Linked DNA regions of Homo sapiens: region 1 is linked to region 2. A link is an interaction called in ENCODE POLR2A ChIA-PET data of the cell type or tissue named here. Cell type or tissue: CD4-positive, alpha-beta T cell. All regions are shown on one strand. Region 1 holds the start of KIAA0232. Region 2 holds the start of TBC1D14 (TBC1 domain family member 14).

Evidence for each region. Peaks named below come from ENCODE experiments on the same cell type or tissue, not always from the same donor. Only the 100,000 strongest peaks of a DNase experiment are listed, where the experiment ranks them.
Region 1: POLR2A ChIA-PET joins it to region 2 with 13 read pairs; 12 of 35 experiments call an interaction of 5 or more read pairs at or near these places.

What each region holds. Positions count from the first base shown.
Region 1 is chr4:6,781,544-6,784,043 of GRCh38, forward strand. KIAA0232 reads left to right here and starts at 1,184. Exons shown (of 10, transcript NM_014743.3): 1 at 1,184-1,298. RefSeq lists silencers at 564-1,443, 1,504-2,273. In CD4-positive, alpha-beta T cell, no CTCF peak of the experiment used is centred here; DNase peaks (open chromatin) are centred at 1,098 and 2,148; H3K4me3 peaks cover 1,857 bases; H3K27ac peaks cover 922 bases.
Region 2 is chr4:6,908,437-6,910,936 of GRCh38, forward strand. TBC1D14 (TBC1 domain family member 14) reads left to right here and starts at 1,390. Exons shown (of 14, transcript NM_020773.3): 1 at 1,390-1,515. RefSeq lists a silencer at 757-1,816 and an enhancer at 2,057-2,126. In CD4-positive, alpha-beta T cell, no CTCF peak of the experiment used is centred here; DNase peaks (open chromatin) are centred at 1,015, 1,215 and 2,435; H3K4me3 peaks cover 2,286 bases; H3K27ac peaks cover 1,168 bases.

The DNA.
Region 1 (2,500 bases), 130 kb before region 2:
GCGGATGACAAAGATTTGTCCCACGATTTTTGTAAAGAACAAAAAGATATGTTCGCAGAAAAAACACTCTGTAGATAGTACGTAAGCGACAGTTCCTCGGTTTGTCCTTCCATGGATGCATGGAGCATCTAGCCAACTCAGCAGATGACCCCTCTCCAGTGTTTCAGCATCTGCTTCTCCCACAAGCCCGTGAGCTGGTGCAGGAAATTCTCCAACAGGTTCTGAACAGAAAAGCATAGTGCCTGGCACCTAGTGGGTGCTGCATAAATGAACAAATGACCCCAGGTAAGTCACTCCTCCCATTGGACCTCTTTCTTCTAAGTAATCTCCCTTCCTTTTCCAGGTCCATGATACTTATTTGCTTTTTTAGAACAGGCCTAGGAGTCACATTTAGGGAAGGTAGGTGGCTGTGAAGACACTTTGATTAAAAGGTTAATGCACATTTTTGGTTTCCACTTTCGAAGCTTCCAGAATTTATTTTTGCCTAGTTAATAAAAAAAGAGCCATGTCACATTTCTTTAGCTTGTCTTCTGGGTTCCTTAACAACAACAACAAAAAATTAAAGTCTTTATTTTAAGCCGCCTACTCCAGCCATCCCAGGACGCGGCGAGGAGGGGGCGCGGACAGGTGGCGCGCGAGCCCGGGAAGGCGGGGGCTGCACCGGGCCGCGGGCGGGGCCGTGCACGCCGAGCCCCACTTCCCCAGCGCGGGCCGGGGGCGGGGCGCGGCGGCAGAGTTCGGGGGCTTCTGCCGAGGGCAGTCCCACGTGCCCCTCCGCGGGAGACGTCTCCTCTCCGACGCCCAGCACGCTGGGGGGCTCCCGCTTCCTGCCTGCCCTCTCTACTGCTTGCCCTCTCACCTCCCAGCGGCTTCCGCCGCCCCGGCCAAGCTGCACGGCGCGTCCCGGGCCCTAGACCCCCACCCGCCAGGCACCAGCCCCGGCCTGTCCCCTCGCGCCGTCAGCCCGCGGCCCACCGCCCGCGCGCGCCCGCAGCCCAGCCGGAGGGAGGGGCAGGGGCGGGGACCGGCCGGCGCTGATGTAATCCCGGCACCCGGGCGGAAGGATATGGAGCGCGCCCCTGGTTGGCGGGGCGCTGAGGCCAGTTGCCGGGTAACGGAGCGGAGCGGCTCCCGGCGCGCCGCCTCCCGCCCTCCGCGGAGTGGCGCTGGGGCCGCCGCCGCCGCTTTACGTAAGGCGCAGGCCAGGGCCGCCCGGCGCTCGGCAGCCGCCCGCAGCCCCTCGGAGCCAGAGGAGAGGCGCCCCCGCCGGCCGCCGCGCCGCCCGGCAGCCTCGGCAGGTACTGCGGGCAGGCGGCGGGGAGGGAGGGCGCGGAGCAGCCCCTCGGCCGGGTGGGCGCGGGCCGGGGAGGCCGGACGCTCGCCGCCGTGGGGCTCCGGGGCCAGCCCGAGGGAGGCCGGGCCGCAGCCGAAGGCTTCGGGGTCAGCCCAAGGGAGACAGGGCCGCCGCCGTGGGCTCTGGGGCCAGCCTAAGGGAGGCCGAGCCGCCGCCGAGGGCTCCGGGGCCAGCCTGAGGGAGACCGGGCCGCCGCCGGGGGCTCCGGGGCCAGCCTGAGGGAGGCCGGGCCGCCGCTGATGGCTCCGGGGCCAGCCTAAGGGAGACCGGGCCGCTGTTGATGGCTCCGGGGCCAGCCGAGGGAGGCCTGACCGGCCCCGATCCTGGTGGTGCCCGGGCGTGCGGGTGAGCTGTGGGCCCTGGGACCCCCGCCCCGACCCCAGGACGCCGGGACACCAGCTTGCGGCTCTTGCGCCCGGGTGGGCTGTGGACGATGAGTCCGCACAATGGGTTGCCGTTGGCTGCCTCCTGCCTGGGGCAGGTGTCGCCGCGCCGGGGCGGCTCTTCTAGGGGAGACGAGGCGGGGGTGCTTAGACTTGATAGGACGTAGAGCCCCGAAAGTGGGCGCGGGAGGAAGGCTTCGGCCGGTGGGAGGCGCCCGGCGTCCCCGGCAGCGGGGTCAGGCCGGCAGCCTGGGCCGCTCGCTCGCGTTCCCTCCGTTCCCCTCCCCTCCAGCATTGTCCTTTTGGGGCCCCGGGAAGGGAAAACCGCCGGGCGGGGGAGGAGGGCCGCAGGCGGGCGGGGCCGGGAGGCCGGCTGAGCGACTGGCGCGCCGGCCTATGGCGCGGGGCGCGGCGCGGGGGGCGGGCCTGGCGGGCGGGGCCGGTGCGGCGCAAGGTTTGGCGAAGGTTACAGCTGGAGCTAGGAGTGACAGGCCCACAGTCATCCGTGCGCTGCGCGGCAAACCCTGTCGCGAGGGCGCCCCGAGTTGCTGCGGGGCCTGATCCGGCTCCTTTCCAACAATACGCGTCTGCAGCCGGCATTTCTAGAGCTCTCTGCTTCTTCCCGCTGGAGAAACCAGTGTGTGTCGTGTTGGAATGCTTCGTCTTGCCCTAGAATTCAGCTTGCGTCTTGTGGTGCGCAGGTGACAGGACCTGCCGAACTCTTGGTACAGACCCCTAAATCATGGCAGAACTGTCTTGATTT
Region 2 (2,500 bases):
CAAATCTTCCATTTCATGCTTCCAGATGCTTCCTGTAATGCGGAAACTCCTCCTGCCCCTGACCTTTCTGAGTGGCTGAGTCTTCCCTTAGATTGGGCTGCAGTCAGTCTCTCCCGGGTTTCCTCTCTGGTAATTTATCTGCCAGTGACAACCCTCAGGGCTCCTGGTTGGCAGGAGCCAAAGCCAAGTGGAAATCCAGGACTTCTGGCTCCCAGCGCTGGGTCTCTCCTCTTGCCCTCAAGTCCCCAGAGTCTAACGACAACCCAATAACGTCAAATACCAACTATTTGCCAGGCCCAGGGAAAATAGCAGTAAACAAGATAAGCCCGGCTTTCCTCATGGAACCCACAGCCTAGAAGGGGAATGGAGACCCACTGCCCGTCAACAGGGGCTCCTCACATACTCTCTACCAGCTCATGGAGGGCTCTGGGGCAGGGAACCTGGCTTCTGCCCCTCTCAGCTACTGACCCACCCGGGTCCTTGGGCGGAGGGCTTCATCTCTGAGCCCGTTTCCCGCTTTGTACAATGGCTCTGATCATAGATCCCGTCTCTGGAGTTTGTGCAATGTTGAGGCCAAATATGCAGATAACGCCAGGCCAGTGGCTTCCAAACCCGCGTGCACATTACACAGCTTCCCAAACTGATGATGCTTCCATCTCATCTTCAGAGACTGTGACTTAATCGGCCTGGGCTTCAGAATATTAAAAGCTCCGCAGGCAATACTAAAGTGCAGACCAGTTTGGGAACTACAGCGCCAGGCACCGTGTCACAGCGCGATAAGAGAGAACGTTCGGAAAAGCCCTTTATAGATTAAGAGACTGAGGCTGGCTGGGAGGACGCCACGGCGCCGCTCCCAAGACCACCGCGGCGGGGCCTGAGCTCCGGTGTCACGCAAAGCTTCCCTTCCGCGGCGGGGCCCGGGCCGTCTCCCGCACACCGGCCGGGGCAGGGGAGCCCCATCGATGCGCTCCGCCGCTCGGCTCCCTACGCCTGAGCCCTGCCCGCTCGAGCCCCTTCCCCCTCCCGGCCGCTTCCCACTTCCAAGATGGCTGCGGGTGGAGCCGACCAGGTAAGGGGCCCCCTGTCGGATGTCCGTGGGGGCCCTGCGGGCACAAAGGCCCGCTCAAGGCAGCTCCTCGCCACTCCGGTTGGTTCTCCGGCAAAAAAAAAGGGCCGGCGACGCCGCTCCGGAGGCCCGCGGCGGGCGGCCCCCGGAAGAGGGACAGCCGGGCGAGCGCCGAGCTCCAGACGCGGCGGCACGGGCGGAAGAACGGGCGCGGGCCGGCAGGGGGCGGGGCGCAAGTGCGTGGGGGCGTGCCCAGGGGGCGGGCGAGGGGGCGGGGCGAAGCGAGGGTGCGCGCCGCTGTTCGCCGCGGGCTGCTCGCGCGCACCTGCGGGTCGGACCCGCTGCCTACCGCGTGCCCGGCGTCCTCGTCGCGCGAGTTGCCGGTCCCGCGGGGCCTGGGCTGCGGGCCCACGGGTCCCGGGGATGGCGTCGGAGCCGCGCTAACTCCGGTACTGAGAGCCTCCCGCGAGGGCCGGGCCGCGGGCCGCGAGGGAGGGCAGGGCGCGCGGGGCCGCCACCTGCTGCAGCGCCGGCCGAGGCGGGGAGCGGCCGGGGCGAGGCAGGTCGCCGGGCGCGGGTCCTGCTGGGTGTCCCTCGCCGCGCGGCCGCGGCTCCTGCACGCCAGGGCAGCGCGTGCGTGGCGCCCGGGGTGCCGTTACGGGGCCTCCGGGGCGGGGGCGACTCTCGGGACTCGGCGGCCCTCGCGGAGGCGCGCGCTGTGTCCCGCTCCTTTACGGAACTTGACGAAAAGTTTTCCTACTCCGACGCGAGGCTCCCGGCCTGAGAAGAGGCGCCTCGGTGCGCCAGACCCCGACCCCGGAGCCCCCTTCCACCTCGGACCCTCAGTCCCCAGGCAGCGGACCCTCCTCCTTGGAGCCCCTGACCCCGCTTTCATCTCTGACCCCTCTACCCCTGGAGCCCCTGACCCGCGAAACCCCCTTTCATCTCGGAGCCCTGACCTCCTTGGACCTCCACCCACGCGAACCGTCTGTCCCTGGGCTAGGGAATCTCTCTGCCTCCGCCTTGGAGCCTCCCATTACCGGGCCGCGAAGACCCTGGCCCGGGGACTGTCTCGGGGCCGGGGTAGCTGCCTTGAGGAGTAAGTCCGGGGACTCCTGGTCTCCCTCCCGCCAGGAGTCTCTCTAGGCTGTGGGTTGCGGTCCTGATGGGAACAGCTGGTCAGGAGGATAGGAGAATGACCCTGTGGACTCCAGAGCCAGCCTCTGCGAGCCCCGGGGTGACCGCGCCTGACCAGGCCACGTGAAGTCGTTTCTGTCCTAAAGTTGCATAGGACGCCGTTTTCTCTAGCGTGGAATTGGAAGCTTTGCTTGGGAAGGTTTTATAGGCACCGGTGCGTTTTGCCCCTACTGGAGGTCCCTGGGCATCACCTTGGTTATTTCACGCACTGAGGCTAGATGAGGAGGGTAGTCGTGG